3 separate regions of the Homo sapiens genome follow, and regions 1 and 3 are each linked to region 2. A link is a loop called in an ENCODE intact Hi-C map of the cell type or tissue named here. Cell type or tissue: B cell. All regions are shown on one strand.

Region 1 (4,000 bases), 50 kb after region 2:
GTTTTTTCTGTTTTTGAGACAGGGTCTTGCTCTGTTGCCCAGGCTGGAGTGCAGAGGCACAATCACAACTCACTGCAGCCTCAACCTCACTTGCTCAATTGACCCTTCCATCTCAGCCTCCCAAGTAGCTAGGACTACAGGTGTGCACCACCACACCTGGCTAATTTTTGTATATTTTGTAGAGACGGGGTTTGGCCATGTTGTCCAGACTGGGGTTGCAACTTTAATCAGCTTGTCAGGGAAGGTACTACCCAGGTGACATCTGAGCCATGACTTGAAGGAGAGTAGCGAATAAGGGGAGATCTGAGGAAGAGGGTACTGGGTAGAGGGCACAGCAGGTACGAAGGCCGCTAGGTGGCAGGGTGCTTGACATGCTGTAGGAATGGCAGGGAGGTCAGTGGGCTGGAGGAAGTGAGTGCAGCCATGTGAGAAGCAGGCGTAGGGAGGGAGAGAGATGGAGACACGGGGGAGAAGAGAGGGAGAATGTTTCCTGCGTTTCCCAAGGGGTTCTTCCCAGCGACTGGCTATTCAACTTTTCCTTAGGTTCCATGAGGCACCCCAGTTTCCTTGAGGTGGTTTAATGGGGTTTCTATTACTTGTAAGCCAGTGAGTCCTACCTGGTGAAATCACTGGCCCTGTGGCCAGAAGATCATGGTGTGAGTTTCTTCAAGAAAGATTTCTTAAGAGAAACTGCAAACTGGAGGGTTGGTGCTCGCACAGCAGAAGCCCCTGGGAGATGGAAGGGGACCCAGGCGGCATCGGCTAAGGGGTATGGAATAGCAGTTAGCCCATTCATGGAGTGATTTCTAGGTACAGGGATTTTATTACACTCTTCTTTTCTTTTGAGACAGGGTCTCGCTCTGTCACTCAGACTGGAGTGCAGTGGCATGATCTCAGCTCACTGCAACTTCCTCCACCCAGGTTCAAGTGATTCTCTTGCCTCAGCCTCCCAAGTAGCTGGGATTACAGGCATGAGCCACCATGCCTGGCTAATTTTTGTATGTTTAGTAGAGACAGGGTTTCACCATGTTGGCCAGGCTGTTCTCAAACTCCTGACCTTAAGTGATCCACCTCGGCATCCCAAAGTGCTGGGATTACAACCCTGAGCCACCTTATTATGCTCTTTTAATCCTCCCAACAACTCTGACAGGCATTATTACAGATTTTACAGGTGGGGAAACTGAGGCAGTAGAGGTTGTGGCATACACAGTGAGTATTTGAGCCTGAAAACCCCAGGTCTGGCTGACCTCGGAGCTCTTGCACCTGGGATATGAGGTGTCTGATCTATTTCCATTGTGGTGTCCCTTTGTCTTTGGGGACCACAGTTTCTCTCCTTTATAGTGTGGGTGGGTGGGTCCTTGCCTCCTGTCCTCTCTTCCCCAGCTCCTGGGCCATCGAGAAGGCCTATGAGCAGCCAGGCGAAGTGGGAACACTCAATCTGGAATTCGCTGTGTCTCCAACGTGGAGAGAAGGAACCCAGAGAAAGAACGGGGTTTAGAGTTAGTGTGGCCTGGGGTGTGGTGGAAGTTTAGTGTGGCTAGGGGACTAAGAGAGGGAGTTGGGGGGAGGTGTGTTTGTGTGTGTGTGTGTGTGTGTGTGTGTGTGTGTGTTGCTTATGCAGAGCTGGTTCATTTGGGGAAGGGTGGGGGGAGCAGAAAAGAGAGAGGAACCCTAGACCTTTTCCTCCCTGTACAAATCAACCGCCTGAGTCCAGCAGGCAGGGCCGGGAAATGAAATGGGAGCGTGTGTATAGAACGCCCCCTAGTGGTCTATTTTGGTCCCTCGTTCTAATGCTGGAGACATTTCCAGATAATTTATTTTTAATTTTTTTGTTGCAGTAAACATGCATACCATAAAATTTACCATCTCAATTCTATCTAAGCTAAGTGTTAAGCATATACACATTGTCTTACAACCGATTTCTGTACTTTTTCATCTTGCAAAACTGAAACTGTACCCTTTAAACAAGAATTTTCCCATTTTCCCCTCCCTCCAGGCTGTAGCACCCACTGTTCTACTTTCTGTCTCTAAGAACTTGACTAGTCCAGTACCTCCTATAAGTGGAAGCATGCAGTGTTTGCCTTTTTGTGCCTGGCTTATTTCACTGAGCGTAATGTCCTCAAGGTTTCCCCATGTTGTAGCTGTGTCGGGATTCTCTTCCTATTTAGGGCGAAGCATATTCCACTGTAGGTATAGACCACATTTTGTTATCTATTTGTTATCTGTTCATCTGTCAGTGGACCCTTGAGTTGCTTCTACCTGTTGGTCATTGTGAATAGAGCTGTTATGAGTATGGGTGTACAAATATCTCTTCCAGACTTTGTTGTCACTTCTTTTGGGTGTATCCCCAGAAGCGAGATTGCTGGATCATATGTGCTAGACTGAACTCCCCGCTCCCCTTTTCATATGTTGAAGCCCTCACCTGCAATGTGACTGTATTTGGAGATAGGGCTTTTAGGAGGTAATTAAGATCATAAGGGGCTGGGCGCTGTGGCTCACGCCTGTAATCTCAGCACTTTGGGAGGCAGAGATGGATAGATCACTTGAGGTCAGGATTCGAGACCAGGCTGGACCAACATGGTGAAACCTCGTCTCTACTAAAAATACAAAAATTAGCCAGGTGTGGTGGCACGCTCCTGTAGTGCCAGCTTCTCCGGAGGCTGAGGCAAGAGAATCCCTTGAACCCTGGAGAGAGAGGTTGCAGTGAGCCAAGATCGCGCCACTGCACTCCAGCCTGGGTGACAGAGTGAGACTCCTTTTCAAAAGAAAAAAAAATCAAAAGGGGTCATAAGGATGGAGTACTAACTTGATAAAAATGGGTAGCCTTATAAGAAGAGGAGAGACAGGGATCTCTCTTTCTCCTTCCCTGTGCATACAGGCAATGAGGAATGGCTGTGTGAGGGAGTATCAAGAAGACAGCAGCCTGTAAGCCAGGGATGGGGGTCTCACAAGAACCAGACCATGCTGGCACCCTGATCCCAAACTTCCAGCCTCCAGAACTGTCGGAAGTAAATTTCTGTTGTTTAAGCCACCAGTCTATGATATTTTCTTTTCTCTTTTCTTTTCTTTTCTTTCTTTCTTTCTTTCTTTCTTTCTTTCTTTCTTTCTTTCTTTCTTTCTTTCTCTCTCTGTCCTTCTTTCTCCTTCCTTCCTTCCTTCCTTCCTTCCTTCCTTCCTTCCTTCCTCCCTCCCTCCCTCCCTCCCTCTCTCTCTTTCTTTCTTTATTTTTTGACAGCCTTGCTTTGTCTCCCAGGCTGGAGTGAAGTGGTGCAACCTTGGTTCACTGCAACCTCCACCCCCCGGGTTCAAGCGATTCTCCTACCTCAGCCTATCAGGTAGCTGGGACTACGGGTGCACGCCAACACGCCCGGCTAATTTTTTGTATTTTTAGTAGAGATAGGGTTTTGCCATGTTGGCCAGGCTGGTCTTGAACTCCTCACCTCAGGTGATCCACTCACCTTGGCCCCCCAAAGTGCCGGGATTACAGGTGTGAGCCACCACACCCGGCCTGATATTTTCTTATGGCAGCCAGAGTGAATACAATATAGTAATTCTATTTTTAATTTTTGAGGAACTGTCATACTGTTCCCAGAGCATTTTACAGGCCCACCGAGAGTACACAGGGTTCCAATGTTTCTACATCCTCACCAACACTTGTTATTTTCTTTCTTTTCTTTTATTAAAATAATAGTAGCCATCTGAGTGGGTTTTCCAGGTAGTTTTTCTCCCAGCCACCAATGAGGCCTCCTGTGTGCCCAACACCAGGCTGAATATGTCACATGCCCAGTGGTTAGTATCATTCCCATTTTACAGATAAGGACACTGTGGTTTGATGGGACAAGTAACTAACTCAGTGTCACCAATGAGTAAGTGCTGCATGCATCACTGGCTCCAAGTTGGATTTCTTGACTCTAAAGTCAAGAATCCTAATGGAAATCCTATTAATCTTGGTGATGATGGTGGTGATGATGACAAGTAGCAATTACAGAGCATTACTCCT
Region 2 (4,000 bases):
GTTACAGCAGCCTGCCCTGGACTGGCTGAGCCCCTGTGGCCTCTTGTCTCCCTCCTAGGGGCCTGTCCTGAGGTCCTGGCCCGGCAAAGAGCAGCAACTGCCCGCCTGCTGGAGGTGCTCGCAGACCTGGATCGTGCCCACGAGGAGTTCCAGCAGCAGGAGCGAGGGAAGGCGGCCCTGGGCCCCCTTGGCCCCTAAGGAAATGCCAGAGCTAGCCCGGAAGGAGGAGCAAGAGCCAGGGGGCCCTCTTCAGCGCATCCTGCCCCGGGAGTCTCCTGTCTCCTTGGACCTCTTTGATTCTGTGGTTTGGAGGCTCCCAGAGACGTGCCTAGTCCTGTGTGCCTTGAGTCCAGAACTCAGGGCATGGAAGCCCTTTGGCAGGGGCCAGCCTTGCACTGAGTGAAACTTGCCCTCTGGCTTGATTCAGACTGGAGTGGATAGGATAAGGAACCTGACTTATTTGACTGAGACTGGGGTCTCTACTTCACCAAACTGGCCTCTATCCATACCAAGGAGGCCAGCCTGGCCCTGAGCTGCTGGATACAGCTGGACCTGAATTCCTGATGCCCATGTGATGTTGTTGCCCCAGATGGGCACTAAATGGCCTCACTCCTTCCTGTTTTCATGTCTGCTAATCCCTATAACCTCACTGATTCTTCTGTACCCTGCCCTTGGCCTAGGACTCCAACCACAAGCTTCCAGAATCAGGTGCCCTCAGGAAGAACCAAGGCTGGGTGGGGGTCCAGTGTGCCAAACTCAGACCCTTGGAGCCTGGGAGACCTTGGGCCAGGCTGTTTATCTCTCTCTGGGTCTCAGATTACCCTGTATAAAAAGAGGAGGGAAAGTCTAGATGTGTGGTTTTCAAACTGGATTCCAATGAGGTAGTTCAAGAACAAGGGAGGAGTTTCTCTGACTGTGGGCCAAAGACCACCCGCTAGAATGTCTGCTAGAAATGCAGATTTCTGAGGCCCAGCCAGCTACTGACTCAGAATCTGAGGGTATATGAAGGCAAGAATCAGGGTTATTTAACAGATTCCGTAGGTCATTTGGATGAGTATCAGCTTTGAGGACCACAGGCCTGGGGAATGGGCAATTTTATTTTATTTTGTTTTTAGAGTTGGGGGTCTCACTCTGTTGCCCAGGCTGCAGTACAGTGGCATGATCATAGGTCAGTGCACCCTCAAACTTCTGGACTTCAGTGATCCTCCCACGTTAGCCTCCAGAGCAGCTGCGACTACAGGTGCAAGCCATCACGCCTGGCTAATTTTTAAATTTTTGTAGAGATGGGGGGTCTCACTATGTTGCCCAGGCTGGTCTCAAGCTCCTGGCGTCAAATGAGCCTCCCGCTTCGGCCTCCTTAGTTGCTGGGATTACAGGTGTGAGTCAGTGCCTGGCTTGCAATTTTATATGCCAGAGTTTGGGTTGAGGTTTTGTCTGAGAATGAACCACGGAGTACAAATGTTTGGGAACATGTGACTGGCAGAACTGGAAGGGCCTCCAAGGACTCGTTTCCGGTGTTGTGTCACTAGGGGGTGGGACAGAAACCAAAGCCTACCTGGCAGGGGATCAAGTGGACCAGGAAAGACACGGCGCTATCCCGAGGGTGGCCAGCAGGGGTTGCCCGAAGCCGCAGCATCCACCAGAACTACAGGGGCGTCCTGGCATGTTGCAGAGAGGCTGATTTAAGGCTGGGGTCCATCCCTGTTTTTCCCTAGTTAGAACCTGACCCTCCTCCCCAAGGACAGGGTCCTGACAAGCTCTGAGATCCTGATGAGCTGATCACAGTGTCTCCCAGCTCCTCCGTATTTCCCTCGAGGCTCCCAGCTCTGCACCTGAGTTCCTTGTTTCTTGTCATTGTGCCAGGGAGCAGATGTGTGCATTGCCTTGTGCTCTTGTGAAAGAGAAGGGCACTTTCACCTCTGCATTCTTGGAGACTAGGACTAGGAGGGTCTGCCACTGCTTCACCGCCCCCACCCCTTCCAGCCCGAGGCAAGGACCCTGAAGTCATTCTCTTGCAAGCCATCACTCCCCAACGGGGCTGACTGCAGCCCCCAGGAACAGAGCCACCCACCCCTCTCTTGGCAGGAAAAGACCAGGCGAGGAGGAGAAAGACCATTTATTTCTCCACCCACAGTGGGACTGGTAGGTTTTGAAAAGAGCAATCGCTGGCATCCCTTTAAATCTTGGCTGACTCCCACCGTGGCAGCCAATCAGCAGAGGCGGAGCTGGTGAGTTGCCTGGGCAACAGGCCCCTGGTTGGCCGAAGACAATTAGCCACCCCACTGCCCACTCCCAACGAAAGGGAAATTGACTCTCTGCTGTCCACTCTGCTTTAAAATACATCGGCCCAAACTAGGCCTCCTCCTTTCGCTCCTGAAGTCAGAAGCGCCAGCCTTTGGCTCTCAAAATTGGGAGCGATTTGGTGGAGAGGATGGGGTAGGGAGGATGGGAGAACAGCGCCTTTATCTGGGACAGACAGAAGGCCTGGAGATGGGAAGGGAGAAGGAGATCAGAGTCCAGAGAGATGAAGAGGCACAGACACAAAATCAGGACCCTCTAGTCCCCGCTCGTGCTGGCCATTCTTTTGTAGAACTGCTCAGTCATCTGGGGGCTTCCACCCCATGGGCCCACAATTGCCCAATCAGTGGGTGGCAGACATGGGTGATGACACGGAATGGGTGAGGCATCTGGGGTACACTGAGTTTCCCGAGTCCCTCTTTGCCCCCCGAGCCCTGGCAGGCCCCTAAGGGCTTGCCCCGCATCCTCCAGTTTGCAGACAAGGCTGTACAGATGCAACTGAGACACAGATGGGGATCCACATGGGGGGGTCATGGGGTCTTTCTGTCTCTTCTCTTCCAGCCTGGGGGCAAGTACAGGCACGTGGGTGTGCGTGCATGAGTTCAACAGGACATGTGTGTTTGTGTGTGAGGGGGCGGGTCTCTGTCTTTTTGGTAGGGAGGTTTCCAGTACTCTCTGCTTGGCCCTCTCAGGGAGCTATGATTCGGGGCCAGCCTGACATGCCATCTCTCTTCATCCCAGCTGCCACCAGGCAGGTCCCCTGAATGGCTGCGGCCCCTTCCGCAGGCTCCTCCCCAGCCCTGAACCTGGGCTACCAGGACACACCTGGCGAAGGAGGCATTTGCCGGACCAGGGGCAAAGCAGGAGGGAAGGTGGGCAGCCTTGGGCCTCAAGCCTTGGCTGCAGCCTCGGATACGCCCTGGGCTGTGAGCTCAGCCAGCACGTTGTCTAGGTAGCTAGCGTCCGGGTAGCCGTGGCCCGTGAGGTTGGATCCAAACTCGGTCTTGTGGTGGATCTCGTTCCACACCACGGTGTCCGACTCGCCCGTGGTGTTGGACGTGCCGATAGTGAAGATGAGTCTTCTCTCCCAGGCCGTGATGAGCAGCCGCAGCACCTGGGGGGACAGGGACACAGTGGGGCCGGGAGGAGGTCACAGGCAGCTTCCAGCCCACCAGCCTCAGCCTCCCTCCCTCCCCTGCCACATCATGGCTACCTTATGGCTTCGTCCATTAGCACCAACTACGTACTGCTGGCTTGGCCATTTCCTTTGCATTTGTATTTCCTGAACTTCCAGTAAAAGCTCTTTCCAAGTTACTTATGTTTGTTTTTTCTTTTCTTTTCTTTCCTTTTCTTTTTTTTCTTTTTCTTTTTTTTTTTTTTTTTTTTTTTGAGGCAGAGTCTTGCTGTGTTGCTCAGGCTGGAGTGCAGCAGTGCAACCAGAGCTCACTGCAGCCTCGAACTCCTGGGCTCCAACAATCGTCCCACATCAGCCTCTCCAAGTCTCACTATGTTGCCCAGATTGGTCTCAAACTCCTGGCCTCAAGTGATCCTCCCACCTCGGCCTCCCCAAGTGCAGGGATTACAGGTGTGCACCACTGCGCTTGGCCTGCCTGTTTTTTTTTTTGTGATGGAGTCTTGCTCTGTCACCCAGGCTGGAGTGCAGTGGGGTGATCTCGACTCAGTGCAACCTCTGCTTCCTGAG
Region 3 (4,000 bases), 200 kb after region 2:
TGTAGTCAGAGAACAAAAAGGGGAAGTGACTTATTCAAGATCACACAGCAGATATGGACAAGAGCCAAGCAAAAGATACCTCTTTTTTTTTTTTTTTTTTTTTTTTTTTTTTTTTTGAGACAGAGTCTCACTCTGTTGCCCATGCTGGAGTGCAGTGCCATAATCTTGGCTCACTGCAACCTCCACCTCCTGGGATCAAGCAATTCTCCTCCCTCAGCCTCCCGAGTAGCTGGGATTACAGGTGTCTGCCACCACACCCAGCTAATTTTTTGTATTTTTAGTAGAGACGGGGTTTCACCATGTTGGCCAGGCTGGTCTCAAACTCTTGTGATCCACCTGCCTTGGCCTCCCAAAGTGCTGGGATTACAGGCGTGAGCCACCGCACCCGGCCAAAAGATACCTCTTATGTACATACTTTTGCTTTCATGGTACTCTTTTTAAAAATTATTATTTTTATTTATTTTTTTTTGAGACGGAGTTTCACTCTTGTTGCCTAAGCTGGAGTGCAATGGCATGATCTCAGCTTACCACAACCTCCACCTCCCAGGTTCAAGTGATTCTCCTGCCTCAGCCTCCCAAATAGCAAGGATTACAGGTGCCCGCCACCACGCCTGGCTAATTTTTTGTATTTTCAGTAGAGACAGGATTTCACCATATTGGCCAGGCTGGTCTTGAACTCCTGACCTCAGGTGATCCACCTGCCTGGCCTCCCACAGTGCTGGGATTGCAGGCATCAGCCACCATGCCTGGTCAAAAATTATTTTTAATTATTATGAATACATAAGAGTTGTACATATTTATGGGGTGCATGCAATATTTTGGACACAGGTGTATGATGTGTCACAATCACATCAGGGTAATTGGGGTGTCCATCACCTTGAATGGCTTGCTTAACCTCATCAAGCCAATGTCCCTGGCAGATCTGATTGAGCTGAGCAAGGGTCAGCCTGGCAGGTTTCAGAGCATTGAGTGTTTAATCCACTTGGCGGTAAGCCCAGCCGCAATTGGGCCTGCACTGCTTTCACCAGGAACCACCAGCCCTGTGACCTGCCCCTTTTCCTGGCCTCCCTTTTGTCATCCCTGATGGGAAACCAGACCTCAGCAACTTGATCTTGCCTCTGACTCCTACTCAGAACAAACATCTCTAGATGTTGGCTGAATTTCTGTGGGCACCAGCAGGAGAGTCTGCTCCCATCTGTGCAGAGACCTTGGAGATCTGATTTCTGCCTCACCTGAACTTCACCCACTTTCAGCTCCAACGTCCTGTTTTCAACCAATGCCAGTTCAAGAGCATTTTCCCCGATGCAAGCTGCGTGAGGGAGCCCAAGTTTAGGGGCTGGCAAGCGGAGGTGGCACTTGTCAAGTCTCTACTACGTGCCAGGTACTCTCGATGGACTGTACCGTTAACATCTCTCAGCAACTCTTTGAAATATTTATTACTCCAGCTGAGGAAACTGATACTCAGTGAGGCTAAATGACTTGGCCAAGTTCCCATAGCTAGAAAGTGTCAGTCAGAATTTGAATGCTGGACTTAATTGAAATTTTGGCTCGCGTTCTTTTCAGGGCAGATGCTTTCCAACACACCATATAGCCACTTACAGAGTGTTTTATTTCAATGGGGTCAGCCAGGGGTCAGGGGTGGGGCAGCACAATTAGCTAGATCAGGTGTACTAATATTTATGAAAACTTTCCTCCTGTATGTTCATCTCAGTCTGTTAGGCTTGTCTGCATATAAATGAAGATCAACCAGTTTAAGGATGGAAATTAGGCTTCTTTTTAACCGCCACCCATGACTGACTGGTGGTGGCTCCCTGGAACCCTGGGTTGAGAGGGACTCAGAGGCTGCTTGTAGGTTCTGTAGGAAAGATGCCGTATTGATTAGTGATGTCTGCCAGGAGCACAGGGAGAATGGCAAGTGTCTCCAGCTGTTCCTGTGAGGCTTCTAAGGACATAATTAGCACCTCTCTCCACCTAGTGGCAGCTAGCTAAATTGCCACCAGGAAAAACTGATCAACTTTTTGGGTAGTGGTTTTCAAAGTCATCATGAAGGTGGAAATCACAAGGCATCAACCAGGAAATATTTTCTTTTTCTTTTTTTTTTTTTTTTTGAGGCGGCGTCTTACTCTGTCACCCAGGTTGGAGTACAGTGGTATGATCTCAGCTCACTGCAACCTCCACCTCCCAGGTTCAAGCTATTCTCCTGTTTCAGCCTCCCGAGTAGCTGGCACTACAGGTGCACGCCACCACACCTGGCTAATTTTTGTATTTTTAGTAGAGACAGGGTTTCACCCTGTTGGCCAGACTGGTCTCGAACTCTTGACCTCAGGTGATTCACCCACCTCGGCCTCCCAAAGTGCTGGGATTATAAGCATGAGCTGCTGTGCCCGGCCAGAAAATATTTTCAACTATACACCTTATCCTCAGGGTTTAGCAGAATCTGTGGGGAAAGAAATCTCCCAAGTGAGACTAACATGCCAGCTTTTGCTTTTGAGGGCACAAACAGGAAATGGTCTCAAAGAAAAGAGAATTATCTGTGGGACAGAATTGATGGCTCCTTCTTGAAGTAACCATTACTGATAAATTGCTTAAGCACTTTGGGGATGGATTATAGTGTGATTAAGAATTCTAGAGGCCGGGTGTAGTGGCTCACACCTGTAATCCCAAAACTTTGAGTAGCCAAGGCAAGTGGATCACCTGAGGTCAGGAGTTTGAGACCAGCCTGACCAACATGGCGAAACCCTGCCTCTACTAAAAATATAAAAATTAGCCGGGTGTGGCGGCAAGCACCTGTAGTCCCAGCTACTCGGGAGGCTGAGGCAGGAGAATCACTTGAACCCGGGAGGTGGAGGTTGCAGTGAGCAGAGATTGTGCCACTGTACTCCAGCCTGAGGGACAGAGGGAGACTCCATAATAAAAAAAAAAAAAAAAAAGATTTTTTTTTTCTGGAGAGTCAGTTGCTGACTCAGTTCACCTTCAGGACTATCGAGAATCTCCAATGAGAGAATCATTGTAGGTTGGAAGGTGCTACAATGCAAGGGAGGCATTTGATGGTCCATGCTCATCGATCAGTGTGTGAAGAACACTGGATTCTGGGAGTCCAACGATCGAACTCCTTTCCTGGTATTGCCTTTGTTTAACACTGGACATGGCATTTTCTTCTCTGGACCTTGGTTTCTTCATCTGTCTAAAAAGTGAGTTGATTGAACTAGGTTGTGGCTCAATTGTATGTTCTCTTTTAGCTTTGGCAATTTCTGATTCTGCAACCACCTGGGACGTTTCCCAGGTCTTGTAGCAGCAGGAGGAGGATGAGGATGTTGCCCTCCTGTTTGGTAGGCACCAGCAAAAAGTATTCTTCTAGAAGGGTTTGGAGTCAGCCAAGTTACCTTAGGCCCACCTGCCCAAGATAAAATCCACCATAAAGCAAACTCCTCGTGGGCAGAGAACACATCTGTCGCCAGTGCCTGGAACATAGTAGATGCTCATTAAGTACTGACTATCAGAATAGCATATGTCCTGGTGGGGAGGAGGACTTCGCAGAAACCAGAAAGGAAAACTGCAGACCACTCGTTTTCTTGGATGCTCCTACTTTATTTTTGGCTACATCATCACAAAGAAAGATGCTGGGTGGTTGTGCATGCACCGGAGGACGTGTGTGTATTCTAGGCAGGGAGGTGGTTACATTTGTCGGGGACAGCGGGCACCCAGACTAGGGGCACTGTGAGCTTGCTGCATGCTGATTCCAGCGCCTACACCAGCATCAGGCTTGGGCGACACAGCCAGCATGCTGTCTCCTAAGGGGAAACTGTGGTGAGGGAGGTGGGCTGAGAGTAGGTGCCACCAGGGACTAATGGGGAAAGATAAGGTCAAAAGGAAAGATGGCAGCCAGGAAGCTGTTGGCCACCTTGGGGAAGGTGAAGAGCTCGATGTTTAGAAAATGGTTATTCAAGGCAAGAAATGAGTCCTCCCATGAATTGTGCAGGGAGCTGAGGGTGGAGGGCGT

The links. A loop is a pair of places that touch in the nucleus more often than their neighbours do. Peaks named below come from ENCODE experiments on the same cell type or tissue, not always from the same donor. Only the 100,000 strongest peaks of a DNase experiment are listed, where the experiment ranks them.
Region 1: it touches region 2 in a loop (23-fold over the local background); 72 of 110 quality-filtered maps call a loop at or near these places.
Region 3: it touches region 2 in a loop (5-fold over the local background); 7 of 110 quality-filtered maps call a loop at or near these places.

Annotation. Positions count from the first base shown.
Region 1 is chr12:113,046,600-113,050,599 of GRCh38, reverse strand. No RefSeq gene overlaps it. Among named protein-coding and RNA genes, the nearest start is that of DTX1, 8.1 kb to the left of the region's middle. RefSeq lists an enhancer at 434-603 and a silencer at 1,672-1,791. In B cell, CTCF peaks have their summits at 311 (motif pointing right) and 1,806 (motif pointing left); DNase peaks (open chromatin) are centred at 369 and 1,729; H3K27ac peaks cover 1,041 bases.
Region 2 is chr12:113,096,127-113,100,126 of GRCh38, reverse strand. It overlaps DTX1 (deltex E3 ubiquitin ligase 1), which reads right to left. Exons shown (of 10, transcript NM_004416.3): 10 at 2,102-3,412. The coding sequence ends at 3,188. RASAL1 (RAS protein activator like 1) reads left to right here. Exons shown (of 21, transcript NM_001301202.2): 21 at 59-849. The coding sequence ends at 198. Among named protein-coding and RNA genes, the nearest start is that of RASAL1, 38 kb to the left of the region's middle. RefSeq lists enhancers at 1,618-1,877, 2,094-2,635. In B cell, a CTCF peak has its summit at 1,623 (motif pointing right); a DNase peak (open chromatin) is centred at 1,606; H3K27ac peaks cover 567 bases.
Region 3 is chr12:112,898,449-112,902,448 of GRCh38, reverse strand. RPH3A (rabphilin 3A) reads right to left here. Exons shown (of 22, transcript NM_001143854.2): 22 at 3,568-4,000. Among named protein-coding and RNA genes, the nearest start is that of OAS1, 6.5 kb to the left of the region's middle. In B cell, CTCF peaks have their summits at 1,764 and 1,965 (motif pointing left); a DNase peak (open chromatin) is centred at 1,948; H3K4me3 peaks cover 43 bases; H3K27ac peaks cover 165 bases.